Regions from separate parts of the Homo sapiens genome. Here region 2 is linked to region 1. A link is a loop called in an ENCODE intact Hi-C map of the cell type or tissue named here. Cell type or tissue: dorsolateral prefrontal cortex. All regions are shown on one strand.

The links. Hi-C counts contacts between places; a loop is a spot of excess contacts. Peaks named below come from ENCODE experiments on the same cell type or tissue, not always from the same donor. Only the 100,000 strongest peaks of a DNase experiment are listed, where the experiment ranks them.
Region 2: it touches region 1 in a loop (2.0-fold over the local background); 3 of 110 quality-filtered maps call a loop at or near these places.

What each region holds. Positions count from the first base shown.
Region 1 is chr17:4,538,269-4,546,268 of GRCh38, forward strand. It overlaps SPNS2 (SPNS lysolipid transporter 2, sphingosine-1-phosphate), which reads left to right. Exons shown (of 13, transcript NM_001124758.3): 13 at 1-767. MYBBP1A (MYB binding protein 1a) reads right to left here. Exons shown (of 26, transcript NM_014520.4): 14 at 7,578-7,674; 15 at 7,342-7,493; 16 at 6,991-7,077; 17 at 6,758-6,907; 18 at 6,483-6,653; 19 at 6,221-6,378; 20 at 4,645-4,897; 21 at 4,348-4,473; 22 at 4,196-4,264; 23 at 3,516-3,623; 24 at 3,195-3,296; 25 at 2,080-2,216; 26 at 636-1,699. The coding sequence ends at 1,147. Among named protein-coding and RNA genes, the nearest start is that of MYBBP1A, 13 kb to the right of the region's middle. In dorsolateral prefrontal cortex, a CTCF peak has its summit at 3,476; DNase peaks (open chromatin) are centred at 3,258 and 3,433; H3K4me3 peaks cover 4,241 bases; H3K27ac peaks cover 7,490 bases.
Region 2 is chr17:4,195,317-4,203,316 of GRCh38, forward strand. It overlaps ANKFY1 (ankyrin repeat and FYVE domain containing 1), which reads right to left. Exons shown (of 25, transcript NM_001330063.2): 8 at 2,057-2,261; 9 at 87-155. It also overlaps the pseudogene LOC100420060. Among named protein-coding and RNA genes, the nearest start is that of CYB5D2, 56 kb to the left of the region's middle. In dorsolateral prefrontal cortex, CTCF peaks have their summits at 4,708 (motif pointing right) and 4,908; a DNase peak (open chromatin) is centred at 4,680.

The DNA.
Region 1 (8,000 bases):
CTTCCCCGAGGCTGAGCTGAGCCTTTTCCAGGGGCAGGGCCCAGGAGACCATTCCCAGAATCCATGGGGCAGTAGCCAGGGCTCCGGCTGCTGGAGGAAGCAGCTATCCACAAAGCTTCCTGCCCCAGAGCTGAGGCTGAGGCCCCGGGAGAGGCGGCCCCTACCCAAACACTGGCTGCTGGCATTCCACCAAGTGACCCCAGGGGGGGGCCAGGCCTTCGATCACCCACCTCCCATCCATGCACACACCAGGATGCAGCTGCCAACTTCACACCAGCCCCAACCCGCTTTGGGGGAGCTTAGCCCCCTGCGTCACCCACTCCCTGCACTTCTGCTGCAATCAAGGTGGTTCTGGTGCGGGGGTGGGGTGGGGGGTGAGGCCTTGTGGCCAATGGGGGACCCCCCAAGAGCCAGCTTGGACAATGCTCTTCTTGCCCCTTAGTTACTGGCTGGCTGTGGCTTCAGTGGTGTGTAAGCAGGTGGAATACTCACCCACCAAGCTCTGGGGTACCCCGAGGGCCTGACAAGAGGATGGGGTGGGGGTGGCATCCTCCAAAGACCAGCCTCCACCCCCACTCCAGCCTCAGCGGGGCCCCAGCGATGTTTTCTTGTTGTACAAGAACCAGGTCCGAGTGTTGCCTCCTCTTCCTTCCGGAAGCCAAACTGCTCCTTTATTTTTTAGAGCTGCTGATTGTGAATCTCAGAGTCTTAAGAGAGAAGCCAAATATATTCCTCTTGTAAATGAAGAAATAAACCTATTTAAATCACCCCCTGGTGGCTCCCTCACAGCAAAAAAGCCTGGGGGCAAAGAGGTGGCAGGCACGAGAGATGGTCACACCTGCCTGCAGCCAGCACATCAACCTGCACCAACCCAGGCAAACACCAGAGCCCTGGACATGGCCCTGGAGCCAGGGTCCCAGCCCAGAACCGGGGGTGGGGAGGTCTCTGCACCCTGGGACCCCTGCAGGAATGGCTCAGGCTGTGCTTGCCAGAGCAGGATGCCCGGGCAGGCGGCAACAGCCACCCTCCCCAGTGGCAGCGCCTTAGAAACAGCTTGCGTATTAAAATCATGGTTTAAAAAAAAAAAAAAAAAATAGGCGTCTCAGGCAGATGGAGGCAGGGGCTGAGGGGGGCCCGTACCTGTGCTCAGGGCTTCCCTGCCTTCCTCACCTGTGCTTTCTTCTTGGCCCCACTCTGAAGCAGGCTGGGACTCCTGATGACCAAAGACAGCCTTGCCTTTTTCCGTGCCAGCGCGGACAGTGGTGATTTGCCCAAGACCCCCTTTTTGGGAAGAGCCTTCTGATGCTGCTTTTGGCCTGCAGGTTCCGTGGGGGACCCGGGAGCTCCATTCACCTGGGACGGCTTCTGGTTTTTCTTCTGCAGTTTTGGGGATTTGGCAGGGGTGCTGGGGCTCCGGGTGGGGGCGCCAGGGGCTGGACTCTTGGTGGTTGGCGTCCCGTTTGCCTGGGCTGGGACCTTAGCCTTTGTCCTGTTCCTCTTCTTCCTGCCCATGCTGGGGGGCTGGCTCCCGCCGGTGGCTGCAGGTGTGCCATCCTCCGCTGGCGTGCCATCCTCTGACTTGCGTTTCTTGCGCTTCTTCGTCTCTGGCAAGAATCCCTTTTTCTTCCGCTTCTTACTGATGGGGCTCTGGGTGGCACTGGGGATCTCCTTGGCATCCTTCTTCTCCAACTTGGGGCGCCTGAAGGGAAGTGAGCAAGGTTAGAAGGTGCCCATCGAGGGCAGCAGCCACCGCCACCGCGACTGCTACCTCCACCTGGATTCTGAGGGTCCTCTGAGGCCCCTAGGTTCTGTGAGGCCCCTATGAGGGTCCCGTGAGGGTCCTATGAGGGTCCTGCGAGGCCCCTGGGTCCTGCGAGGGTCCTGCGAGGCTCCTGCGAGGGTCCTGTGAGGGTCCTACAGCTCCCACATCTGAGAATGCGCTTGAGTGCATGTGTGTGCAGCAGCATGCGTGTGCAGTGTGCGTGTGCAGCAGCGTGTGTGCAGCGTGTGTGTGTGTGCAGCAGCGTGAGGGTGTTCCCAGCCCCTACCCAAGGTGTGTGTCCCCCTCCCAGAACCTACTGGACTCCCAGGGTTTTCATGGCCTGCCAGTAGAGGTCGTGCAGGCGGCTGGAGCCGGTGGAGTGTGCCCCCTGCTGTAGGCTCTGCTGTTGCCCCTGCAGCACACCCAGGAGCACCGTCAGGTCCAAGGTCAGCTTCTGCAGAGGGTGGGAAGGCAGAGCTGTGGGGCCACAGAGGGCGGGGCCTCTCGCGGGCTCCCAGTCTTCCCACCTCTGCCCTGTTGCTGCCTCACCAGTGACCCCTGCCCCTTCCTGGGCCTCAGCCTCTCCTTCTGCCTGTTAAGTCATCCGTGTCTCTTACCGAGGGAGGAAACACGCGCCCCAGGTGTTGGTTCTCCTCCTTCCCATAGCCAAAGGCCTGGTCTCAGAGTCTCGGTGTCCTCCCCTCCAGCAGTGGCCCGGGCCCACCCACCTCCAAGAGGGCCACTCCCCAGCACTCCATCACCGCGGGGCTGCCAAAGCGCTTCCCCACCCAACCCTGCCACCTTCCTGCACATCCTGAATGGGTTATTGTTGGAATCCGCCAGCTTCCGGGAGCCCTGCTCTCCTGGCTTCCTCACTATCAGCCAGTTTTGTAAGGCCCCGTCCCGGGCCCCGCCTCTGCCTGCCAGCACCCCCTTGGCAAGCTCTCCCTCCACAAGGGCTGACTAGCACCTATGCTGAAGATTCCCAAACCCCGCCCTCTGGGCCAGACCGGGGGACCCAGATGGCCACCTCCAGCTGCCTCCCAGCCCTGCCCTGATGGCTGCCCACACTCCTGTACCAGGCCTGGAAACCTGGCTGCTCACCCTGAATCTTCTCCAACCCTTCCACAGTCTCCAGCCCTGCCAGCCCCTTCTCGGCTTTCTCACGGGATGTGGCAGTGCCACCCCACCCCCTCTCACCCCGCCCTGCAGGAGGAGGACAGGGTGGCACAGTCCCTTCCCAAGTCACTCACCCATCCATGGTTTGGTAACTGCCCAAATGGCAGCCCAGAGCCCTGGCCCAGGCACTGAGAAGTTTCCCCACATGACCCCCATCCCTGCAGTCCAGCCCGGGCATGGCACTGCTGGCCGGGAGGCCCCAAGGCCCCCAAGAGGAACCCGAACACGACCGCGGACTGGGCCCCCGCCTCACCTCATGTTTGCAGGTCCTGAAGAGAACGTTGAGCAGCTCCAGGGAGGACAGTGCCTGCTGATGCTGCGCCTTGGTCTGCGCCTCCCCCAGCACGCGCAAGTTCTAGGGAAGGGTGGCCAGGCTGAGGCACTCCGGAGAGCTGCTCAAAGCCTTTCTGTTTCCCAGCCGGAAGTAAAGCCCAGAGGCAGGGACCGTCTCCTGGGACAACCCCAGTTCTCCCGACTCTGGACTCAGGCTCCAATCCTCACTTCTTTCCCAGAGATCGGTCTCCCGGAGAACTGATTCTGAGGGGGTGGGGAAAGGGCGCCCCCCGGCTGTTACCTCGGTGACCTTTGCTAGGACCTGGCCCATCAGCTGCTTCCACTCGGGGTCCTCAAAGCACGACCTCACCTCCCGCATGGACAGGGTCTTCTGGAGCAGCAGGCAGGCCTGTGGGTGGGCAAAGGTGGGTGGCAGGAGCCTTGGCACGTTGGGTGCTCACGGCTCAGGGATGCATGAGGGCTCGGGGGCCCGCTGGGCACTGCTGTGGGCAGCGTGTGAGGCTGCCTGCTGCTCTGGGCTCTGTGACTACCTGCTCCTGTGCCTTTGTGTGCAGGTGGGGACACCAAGGCCTCCCAGCTGGATAGAGGTGGGACCTCAGGTTGGGACAATTCCTGCCCATTATTGGCTTAGTGCCATCTTCCTCCAGCCTGCCCCCAACAGCCCTGGCACCAGAGCAGACACTACCAGGGGCATCCTGTGTGTGGCCAGATGGGCAGCAGTGGCTGCGGGAGTGAGGCTGGCCCTGCCCCCTCAGCTCCTGTGTGTTCACTGTGTGGCAGGGGCCAGGGCACGGCCACCCCCTTCAGAGACCATGTACCCACAGCCAAGCCAGTGGGGCAGGGACAGCTGTGCCCGTGCTCACCAGGACAGCGCTCTGGGGCCTCACAATATCCAGTCAGAAGAGGGTTAAGCGGGTTAATTCAGACAGGCCCTGGGCTGGGAGCTGGGAAGTCTCTCACCTGATGACGGGGCCGCACCGGGCCCGTGATATGCTGGACCAGGATGGGGAGCAGGCTCTGACAGAGCACCTGGTGGGGAGTGACAAGGGCTGTGAGGTGCAGGCTGGGCTGAGCAGGGACCATGAGGAAGCAGGGCAGGCCCCAACACTCACCGGGTGCCGGGAGAAGAGGCTGAGGAACATGGGAACTGTGAGGGGGCTGTTGCGCTTGGTCAGGAAGGAGCTCAGTGCTGTCGAGTACACCCGGGTCACCAGGTTCAAGTCCAAGCAGCTGGCAGCCTAGGCCAGGGGAGAGCGAGCTGGGTGAGGCCAGGAGAGGGGTCCCTGGGATGGGAGCAGAGCCTGGCCTACCTTCATCAGAAGGCTGAGGGTTGGGCCCTGGGGAAGTCCCGGCCTCCACTCCCTGGCTGTGAAATGCCTGGGGCTGCTCCTGGGCCAGGCCCTGCTCACCTGCGGGCCCGTGGGCATGTGGCTGGGGTCAGTGCCAGCTTTCTGCTTCTCCTGTGTCTCATGCACGCAGCCCTCAGCAGTGTTGCCCTTCAAGACCCGGAGCAGGTAGAGAGAGGCGTTGAAGTGGTAGAGGGCGGTGGGGGAGTCGGGCTGGCGGCCAGCCTGCTGCACCAACCGCTCCACCTGGGCGTGCAGGGCCCCTGCGCGCTCACCCAAGTCGTGGCAGTAGCGCCGGGCACGGCACAGGTGGTGCCTGTGGGTGGTGAGGACGAGAGCTGGTCAGAACATTCTCGGTCCACCCTGCTCCGCCAAGCAGAGCCAACCCAAGTCCCACTTTATAAGTGGGGAAACAGACCTAGAAGACGACAGAGGCGACCCAGGCCACAGAGGAGGGCCCAGGGCCGCCTGCAGGCTGCCTGGAAGCTGTGTGGGCTCAGAGTGCTGGGGTGACAGGGGCGCTCCAGGGGAGAACAGAACAGCTCCCTGAGTGGAGGCTGCACCAAGGGCCAACTGCCTGCCTGGGGCACCCCTCCTGTCTACACTTGTCTCTCATGGGGCAGTGGCCTTCAGGCCTTTTGTAAAGCGAGACAAGGGTTCATGTGCTTAGAACCCTCTGTGGCCCTGCAGGGCCGGGGATATAATGGGGGCAAGAGGCAGGATGCTCAACAAACGACACTGTCCACGCACGCTGGCAGAACTATCTGAGAAGGCGTGGCCCGGGCGGGCCTGGGTTTGTGAAGAATGCACTGCCAGTCACACTCCCCACCCCTCCTGACTATCCACGCAGCGCCCCAGCTCCCAGGCCTTCACCTCCCCAGCACCTGAGCTCTGAAGGCAGGTCTACCAGGTGCCTGCCTGTCTCTCCCACGCCTGCCACCGCCTCCCTCCTGGGCCCTCTGCCTCCAGCACAGCCCCTCCCAAACCCTTCTCCACGCTGCCAGCCGTTTCTGAAAAGGCAAACCAGACTCAGACCCTTCCCCACGCCACTGCTCTTGCTGATAATGCCTCTGTGGCCTCCAGCACCGCTAGGGTCAGGGCCTGCGAGGGTGCGGGGGTCTGTGGCCTCGCTGCTTGCCTGACCTTCCAGCTGCGTGTCTGACCAGCTCCCGTCAGGATGCTCTTCCTCCCTTTCTGCCCTGCCCAAGGCCTCCCAGCCTGACAAACTCCCATGCACACTACACCTCCGAGGACTGGGTTGGGTGTCCCCTGCCACAGGTGCACCCACTGTCCCCCTCCACCCCAGCACAGCCCCACTTGAGACTGTCAAGGGCAGGGATGGACCCCAGCTCCAGGGCACTGTTGGCACAGCCCCACTTGAGACTGTCAAGGGCAGGGATGGACCCCAGCTCCAGGGCACTGTTGGCACTGTGTCGGGAGAACGCGGGGATGAAGCAAGGACTGTGGGAATCACTAAGTGACGTGTGCCTCTAGGGCTGAGCAGTGAGCCTGCGAGCTAGGGGCCCAGGCTGGAAGCTTGGCTCTCTCCTTCCTGTGCAGACAGCAAGCCTAGAGCTCTGGCTCTCCTGCGCCTGGGGGCTGCCGGCCACACCTGCCCGCCCTGCACCCCCGTGCTCACGTGAAGATGCGCGCCGTCTTGTGCAGAAGGTCCTGCTCCTGTTTGGAGCTGCTGCTGCGCAGGCTGCGCCGGATGATGCTCAGCAGCGGCTCCAGCAGCTCCAGGACCAGGGCATTCTCGGGCTGCTTGGTCACTAGCACCTCCACCAGGTCCAGCACCTGCAGCCAGGAGGGCAGGTCAGCAACACGGGGGTGGGCGCACAGGGAGGCGGGGGTGGGCGCACAGGGAGGCGGGGGTGGGTGCGGCCCGCCCCCAGGCTCACCCGGATCTGGAAGTCGCGCCGCAGAGCCTTCTCCTTCTGCAGCTTGTTCTTCTCGTCTCGCCGGGCCTGGATACGCAGCTTCTGCTCGGCAAAGAGGCTGGCGAGGCTCTGGTCCAGGGCCATCATGGCCTCATCCCCCAGCTCCTCCTCGTTCTCACTGTCCTCTCCACCCTGAGGGACAGAGGCCCAGCGGTCAGCCAGGCCTCGGGCAGGCACACAACATGGGGACACCCGAGCCCTCCCCGGCCGCCCCCCCCTCCACCTCCCCCACTCACCAGCGCCTTCCCAGCCTGCAGCACGGTCATCAGCTGTTCCCGGAAGCCCTGATCCACGTCCCCGTCGCGCTCCTCCTCCTCGCTCTCCTCCCCCTCGCTCTCCTCTTCACTCTCTGAGCTTCTGTTGTCCTCACCTTCCTCGCTCTTGTCCTGTGTGGTAGAGGCAGGCGCGTCACACACCTCCCCGATCGTCCCACTCCCCACCGCCCCCGCCCGGCCCATGCTGGCAACACCTCTGCACCCTTCAGCCGCCGCTCATCAGAATCGTCCGTCACCACCACACGGTCATTCTCATCCTCACTGGTCTCGGGGTTCAGCACCTGGGGAGGGGTGCCAGCCACTGACCCATTTGCAGCCCCCGCCCTCCTCTCCAGGCCCCACTCAGCCTTGACCAAAGACCTCCATTTCCCAGAAGAAAACGGAGCCTAGGAGAGGCGGCCAGGCCAGGCCAAGGCCTCGTTGAGACCCCTCCCACCGGCCGCAGGCTCCCGGCAGGGAGGCTGGAGGCTGAAGCGGCACCCCTGGTGCAGCTCGCTGCTCAGTGAGCCCCAGCCCACATTCCACTCCCAAAGGTCCCAACTCACATCCAGAATTAGCTGCAGGGCACGCGGGGTCAGGTGGGAGCAGATGTGGCCAAACACGCTCCGGGCCACCTGGCGCATGAGGTGGCTGGGCTGGGCCAACAGGGCCAGCAAGATCTCCACCAGCACCTCTACCCACGGGGGTTCCTGGGGGTCTGCAAGAGGGAGGGGTTGAGCCCGGATAGGGGACCGCTGGCCCCACCCCACCACTCTAGTCCCTCTCGTGACCAAGGACCCACCGATGGTCTTGGTGCGGCTCCGGCGGGGCTTCTCTCCCAGACTTTTCCTGATGCAGGTCTGGATGTCACCCAGCAGGTCACAGCTCTCTGCAGGGGACTGCGGGCAGGGTAGGACACACACTGGGGCCAGGCCCTGTCCCCAGCCCTTCTAAACCAGGCAAGGGGCTGGCCAAATGGCAGCAGTGGCATCAAGAAGCCTCCAACACCCAGCCACTGGCCCGCCCTGGCCAGTCACCCCCACAATCCAGAACAGAAGACCCCAGCTGGACACCCCAAGAGCTGAGGGCTTTTGAGATGGAGTCTCGCTCTATTGCCCAGGCTGGAGTACAGTGGTCTGATCTCGGCTCACCACAACTTCTGCCTCCCAGGTTCAAGCCATTCTCCTGCCTCAGCCTCCCAAGTAGCTGGGATTGCAGGCGTGTA
Region 2 (8,000 bases), 340 kb before region 1:
CACTAAAGATGTTTAAAAAGAATGATTTTTCACTCACAATCCCCCCTCACAACCGCCTTCTCACTTGTGCGTGTCTCCCTACGTACTGTTTGCACTGCAGCAGCTGACTGAACACATATTCATTCCCGGCCATGATGGACACATGTAAAGGAGTCCTGCGGGATCCAAAAGAAGAGGGGTCAGTTCAGGACAGGCCTGTTCAGGATGACTCACGGCAAGACGCAACCAGAATCCCAGGCAGAATCACCACCCGCAAGAAATCCCACATTTCTACAAGGCTTCTAAAACCATGACCCAGTATCAAAACCTGAAAACGGATCTGCTTATATGTGACCATTATTCAGCGGCCAAAATGGACAAGAATCAGCTCAAGGAAGTGATCTCAAATACTCCCCAACTCAATCCCAACCCCTTCCTGAAGGCACAGACAGGATTTTCTTGAGAACAGCAGTTTCTGCCACAGGTGTGCAGATTTTCCCTCATCTCTTCTCCATCAATTCTAAAAGGAAACTCTCCCCCATAATCTTCTATTCTTCTCAAACACACTCAGAGCAGCAACAGGAAAGAACTGATGAAAGCGGCATTTAACCCCTTTCACTGCTTTCATTTAGCACTCGGGAGCCCTGCAGGAGACTGGCACTGCAGAGCCACCACTAACACACACACACACACACCCCCGAGTCAGGGCCCAAGGCTGCACCTACCCACCCACCCCCCCCACCACCCCCCACCCACACAGTGAGTCAGGGCCCAAGGCTGCACCTACCCCGCCCCCCACCTCCCCCCAAAAACACACACTTTGAGTCAGAGCCCAAGGCTGCATCTACTACACACACACACACACACACACACACACACACACACACACACACACACTGCGAGTTTATTGCCGTTGGAGGAAAAAAATGAAAGAATCAACAGCAGGGAAAGGGATGCAATTATTTTAGGAAATAAGGTAATTATCACATGATACTGAGATTTCATGAAGCTACATCTTATTTACGTACTTATCTATCACATAAATACATTCTCCTGTCTGACAACCAAACTTTACAAAAAATCTTTTTTTTGAGAGGTTTTTCAAAGGTATAAAATACTGAGAATGTTCTAATGACAAGCGGGTCCCAACTGTGGTCAGTGATTCAGGTGACTTAACTATCCTTCACAGCCCCTCACACCACTGTCCCAAGACAAGTAGCCTTTTCTCAGATCCTACCACAAGGAATCCTCAACTATTTCTGGAAAGGGGCAAAATGAACACAATAAATATTGTTAAATATGCAAAGGGCCGTGCTATGGACAAAGGTAGCAAGCTGTGCAGATAAAGTGGGAGTGTTTACGAGAAGGTAAAATTGGGTTTAATATAGAGAATTTTCTAACAATTAGAATTTTCTAACAATTAGACCTCAATAGTTCTTCAAACTATCCAAGCAACTCTAAGAAATGCTACAAGGTTTCCTTGGAGGCACTGGACTAGATGACCACTCTGGTTCCTTCAAACATGAGATACAAATTGCTTAAAAGCTCGAAAACTGGCTCACGCCCGTAATCCCAGCACTTTGGGAGACCGAGGTGGGCAGATTGCTTGAGCTCAGGAGTTCGAGGCCAGCCTGGACAACATGGCAAAACCCTGTCTCCACCAAAATACAAAAATCAGCCAAGTGGGGTGGCGTGTGCCTGTAGTCTCACCTACTCAGGAGGCTGAGGTGAGAGGATCACCTGTGCTCAGGAGGTAGAGGCTGCAGTGAGCCAAGATCATACCACTGCGCTCCAGCCTGGGTGACAGAGTGAGATGCTGACACAATTAAAAACAAACAAACAACACACAAAAAAAACCTCGAAGACTTCAGTTACCCAGGATAGAAATGTTTTCCCCAAATGCCTCTGGTTTTAGTAGTGACACTACTACTACACATCGATGTCTGTGACTTTAATGAAAATAAGACTGAATAATGCCAAACTAAAGAACATGAACTCCCCGTATGCCAATTACATGCTACTGTAAGATATCTTCTGAGAACAGTGCTAAGGGCACAGTGTCTGCTCCCCAGCTTACCTCCCCTTGCTGTCCTGCATGTTGGGGTTGGCACCAGCCTGCAGAAGGGCCTCTGCAATCTGCGCCATCTCAGACATCACATCTGCTGAGTGTTTCTTTGAACTGTACAAGGCCACAAGGTGCAGTGGTGTCTCCTGGGCACCCAGTGTAGCAGCGTTGACAAAGGCCCCATTCTTAATGAGGAAAGTGGCAGCAAAGAGATCTCCTTGAAAAGAAATAATAGAAGAAACAGTGTCAGGGCAAAGTATTCTGGCCAGTGCTTCTTCAAGAGGGAGCAGAAAATGACTGCAGACAAAGGAGAGCGATAACTAGATGTGTCTGAAGGAACCTCTTGGGGCATCTGTAAGTGGAAACTCATTGAGATCATGGAGTTACAGACGAATTCAAAAGGCTCTGCTCAATTTTTGGTTACCTGTTACCACTTGTCCTGCCTCCTCACCTCAGTATCCTTTCACTGTTTAAGAATACTAGGCTGGGCCAGGCGCAGTGGCTCATGCCTGTCGTCCCAACACTTTGGGAGGCCGAGGTGGGCGGATCACCTGGGGTCGGGAGTTGGAGACCAGCCTGACCAACAGGGAAAAACCCCGTCTCTACTACAAATACAAAACTAGCCGGGCGTGGTGGTGCACGCCTGTAATCCCAGCTACTTGGGAGGCTGAGGCACGAGATTCGCTTGAACCCAGGGGGTGGAGGTTGCGGTGAGCTGAGACCACATCATTGCACTCCAGCCTGGGGATTAAGAGCAAAACTCCGTCTTAAAAAAAAAAAAAAGAACACTAGGCTTCTACTCTTCAAAGGCCTCCTTCGGTCATCTCTCAGAAGGGTTTCCAGGATCCCTCCCTACACAATTTCTCTCTCTCTTTCTCTTTCTTTCTTATTTCCTGACCACAGCTTGTACCTAACTAAGCAACACCTACCCCCATTCTGCTGTACTTGCATTCACGTTCCTACTCAGAGTAATCCCATGTCTGTTTTATTATTATAAAATTTATTTTCTTTTTAGATTTTTTTTTTTTTCAGACAGAGCCTTGCTCTGTCACCCAGGCTGGAGTGCCGTGGTGCAATCTCAGCTCACTGCAACTTCCGCCTCCGAAATTCAAGCAATTCTCATGTCTCAGCCTCCCAAGCAGCTGGGACTATAGGCATGTGCCACCACACCTGGCTAATTTTTTGTATTTTAGTAGGGACGGGGTTTCACCATGATGTACAGGCTGGTCTCAAACTCCTGAGCTCAGGAAAACCACCTGCCTCGGCCTCCCAAAATGCTGGGATTACAGATGTGAGCCACCGTGCCCGGCCTCTTTTTAGTTTTGTAATCTCATTATATACACATAACTGACTTAATAAGAAGTTTACAATGAAATATTTGAACAGAGTATCTGTACACATTACTATTTACAAAAATTTCACATGGTAAATAACCTTGTTGTGGAAACAAAATTTCTTTCTAAATCCCTTCCATTGACTTACCTCTTGGAGTATTACAGATAAGAGTCTACCTAGGACAATTTACAGATATCAAATTAAGACTGAATAACATCCCAGGTCTTTGGAAGGCCGAGGTGGGAGGATCACTTGAGCCCAAGAGTTCAAGACCAGCCTGGCAACATGGGGAGACCCCATCTCTACAAAAAAAAACTTAGCAAGGAGCGGTGACAACAGCTGTGGTTCCAGCTACTCAGGAGGATGAGGTGGGAGGATCGCTTGAGCCCCAGAGTTCGAGACTGCAGTGGGCTATGACTGTGCCACTGCACTCTAGCCTGGGTGACAGAGAGAGATCCTGACTCAACAAAGGCTGAGTAACTTACAGAAAAACCATTCTTCTTCTTATTTTTTGAGACAGAGTCTCACCCCCGCCACCCAGGCTGGTGCACTGGCACGATCACGGCTCATTGCAGACTCAACTTCTTGGCTCAGAGGATTCTCCTAACTCAGTCTCCTGAATAGCTGAGACTACAGGCACGCATGCCACCATGCCTGGCTTATTTTTTATATTTTTAGTAGAGATGGGGTTTCACCATGTTGCCCAGGCTGGTCTCCAACCCCTGGGCTGAAGGGATCCACCTGTCTCAGCCTCCCAAAGTGCTGGGATTACAGGCATAAGCCACTGTGTCTGGCCAAAATTCATTAATTTTAATAGTTTCATTTACCATCTTTGACTATTTATGCTCTGTAGGAGTGAAAAAAACTACCTTGACATGTTGACAAAAGGCCAAGAATTAAGATGAAAATGTTAATGGTACACATTTGTGAAAATACTTTGTCAGACACTAGTAAAGAGAAATTGACTCTAGATTGGTTCTACAAATACATGGTTAAACTCGGAACTAAGCAATCTGACAAGTGGCCATTTAGTGTTAAAAAATACTTCTGAAAAACCAGTTAAAGTTTACTTGTCAAGTTAACTTGGAGGATGACAAGGATTAAGCAATTAAATTTGTTGTAAGATTAAAAGTTCAGTCTTTCTTGGATTTAGTTATATTTAACATTTAAAACACGCAAACACCATGTATATATAAAATGTATGTTTCTTAAGAAAACAAGGCAAGAATAGCAAAGCATCATAACACACAGAACAGAAACCTGTTACAAAGGCTTGGGGCATCACGCCTTGCTGGGTGAAAGCAATTGCTCTCAGTAGCCTCCAGGTGGCATCAATGAGCTCATATCGGGAAAGTTGGGTTTTGGGGATTTTTTTTTTGTTTTTGAGACAGGGTCTCACTCTGTCACCCAGGCTGAAGTGCAGTGTCATCATCACGGCTCACTGCAGCCTCAACTTCCAGGGCTCAGTTGATCCTCCCAGCTCAGCCTCCTGAGTAGCTGGGACTACAGGTGCACGCCAACATACCCGGCTAATTTTTTTGTGTTTTTGGTAGAGGTGGGTTTTGCTACCATTGCCCAAGCTGGTCTTGAACTCCTGGGCTCAAGCAATCCGCCCACCTCAGCCTCCCAAAGTGTTGGGATTACAGGCGTGAGCCACGGCACCTGGCCTGGAAAGTCTTTCAAGGGTTCAGTTAAACATCTTCCAAATAAAAATCATTTGCAACTTGCAACTTGAAGTCCCCATGTGTGACTCTGATGGGTGATAGCAAGTTAACCCAAGAGCTGGGATTCAGAGGTACTTTCTGCAGATTCCGTCTCCATTTCACCAAGGTCTACAGGATGAATTTCTTGCAAATCACATCCTTCTTCAGCTGGATGATCCCCAGCATGCAGAACAACGTCCTAGAGTTTGATTTGCTGGTCCCATGAGAGTTGACTATACTCCTTAAATGTGTGGGTGACCTTGCGATGAATGCTAGATTGTTGAAGCTGCCTTGGAACTTCTTTAATTTATGGATCTTTCCATAGGATGTGCTTTTGTCTTTGCATCAGGATGCTTCGGTTCCTAATTGTTAGAATTGTGAGTGCAGACTCCTTTGAATCACAACTCGAGACGATGATTTTCTCTCTCTTCCAAAGTTTTCCTTTCATATCTTACGATATCATTTCATCTCCTTCGACTACATATCTACAGTCTGAATATCTAGAATGGGGTTTCAGGAGTGGTAAAGCTCTCTCAGGTCTGTTGCCTGTATTCCTGTGCCCATTTTCATTTGAATATACAGGTTTCATCTGGTTCTCAGTAGGTATGAAATTAGAAAATCATTTGCTTTTGTTTTGGTTTTTGGTTTTTGAGACAGGGTCTCACTCTGTTGGTCAAGCTGGAGTGCAGTGGTACCATCATGGCTCACTGCAACCTCAGCCTCCCAGCCTCAAGAAATCCTCCTGCCTCAGCCTCCCAAGTAGCTAGGGGTACAGGCGCATGCCACCCTGCCTGGCTCATTTGAAAATATTTTTGTAGAGGTGAGGTCTCACTATGTTGCCCAGGCTGGACTCAAACTCCTGGCCTCAAGTGATCCTCCCACCTTGGCCACCCAAAGTGCTGGTATGACAGGCGTGAGCCACTGCGCCCAGGCCGATTGTCTCTTTTTCAACACTTCCCATCTGCTCTATGCTTTCTTCCAAGAGACCATCTTGCTAGAGAATGTGGGCTCTGGCACTGGGGCAGACAAGAGGCCTCAGATGCTGACTCGCTCCTCAGATGCTAGATTGGCCTGTGTCTGATTTTTTTTTTTTTTTTTTTTTTTTGTATTCACACTGTCTTATACAAAACAGAACCTGGGAAATGTTTGAGAAGAAAATGGATTTGACTGGTTAGGGCTATTGGGTTCTACTTTATCAGAAAGGCTCTTATTTGAATGAATCATGACTTCAGGTAACTTAACAATTTTCCAGTAAGTCCCTTCTCTTGAAATATTTTCATTCTTCTGCTCCCGTTTTGGGTGGGGTAAGGGGTGCAGAAGGTTGCAATCTTTCCCAGTATCAAAGCTTAGATTTCTTCACAGTACAGAGGCAGTAAAGCACTGCAGGCAGCAGGTAACATGCATATAGGGGGTTAGGCTAGGTCAGGCTTTTGCTATCCATTTATACATATACGCAGAGGGTCCTACTCTGTAGCATGAACAAACTCCACACGGATTTGGTATAGGAAAAAATATGTAAAGACAACAATATATTAGCAATACAACTAAATATCCTAGAGACGGCCACTTACATTCTGGGAGTAGAAAGAAACTTTAGAATTATTAGGACAAAGGGCCTTAATGAAAAGTCCAAAATATGAGATACTCAGGGGAGAAGGGTTAATGTAGTTTCATTACCTTTAAGCTTAAAATATATTCCAAACTAAGACACAAATACATAGTGGCCGGGCGCAGCGGCTCCTGACTGTAATCCCAGCACTTTGGGAGGCCGAGGCGGGCATTTCACTTGAGGCCAGGGGTTTGAGACCAGCCTGGCCAACATGGCAAACCCAATCGCTACAAAAATAGAAAAATTAGCCAAGCGTAGTGGCATGTGCCTGTAATCCCAGCTACTAGGGAGGCTGAGGCAGGAGAATCGCTTGAACCCGGGAGGCGGAGGTTGCAGTGAGCCGAGATTGCAGCACTGCACTGCAGCCTGGGTGACAGGGCAAGACTGTGTCTTAAAAAAAAAAAAAAGAGGCCGGGCGCAGTGGCTCACGCCTGTAATCCCATCACTTTGGGAGGCCGAGACGGGCGGATCACGAGGTCAGGAGATCGAGACCATCCTGGCTAACACGGTGAAACCCCGTCTCTACTAAAAATACAAAAATTAGCCGGGCATGGTGGCGCGCGCCTGTAGTCCCAGCTACACGGGAGGCTGAGGCAGGAGAATGGCGTGAACCCGGGAGGCGGAGCTTGCAGTGAGTCGAGATTGTGCCACTGCACTTCAGCCTGGGCGACAGAGCGAAACTCCGTCTCAAAAAAAAAAAAAAAAAAAAAAAGAGAGATAAATACACAGTAAAGCTAAGAAAAGATAGGTTAATGAAAAATGTATAATACACCAAACATACAGAAGATAAACTGGGCAATACTGCACAGGTATATGAAAACCTATGAATGACTGGATTCAGATGGATAGCATGATAAAAAAAAATTTTATATCTTAAATCCTTAAGTCCTCTTAGAAGAATTATAGACTTTGGATCAGATTTACTTTATTAATAAGATCCAAATATAAAGTTCTTTTTACTTATAATCATACACATATATATATATATATATATTCACCCCACACAAAGAAGCTATTTAGAAATTACTAGAAATAGAAAATTAATAAAGTTTTACATTAAAAGAAAGCCCAGAGGGTACATAAAGGAAAAGGACAACTGATATCAGAAGAGCAGAACAAAGGGAGGGAACAGAAAATGTCACAATCACCGTTTATAAGGTTTCTGTCAATAAGAAAATGGTTAACACATTTTAGAAAGATTTCAAATCATCAGAAACAGTTAAAATAAAAGCTGGTGCTTAAAAGTTTCAGTTACTTCATCACCTCATTCACTGACACTGCCAGGTAAATGAGGCATGACTATTGACTA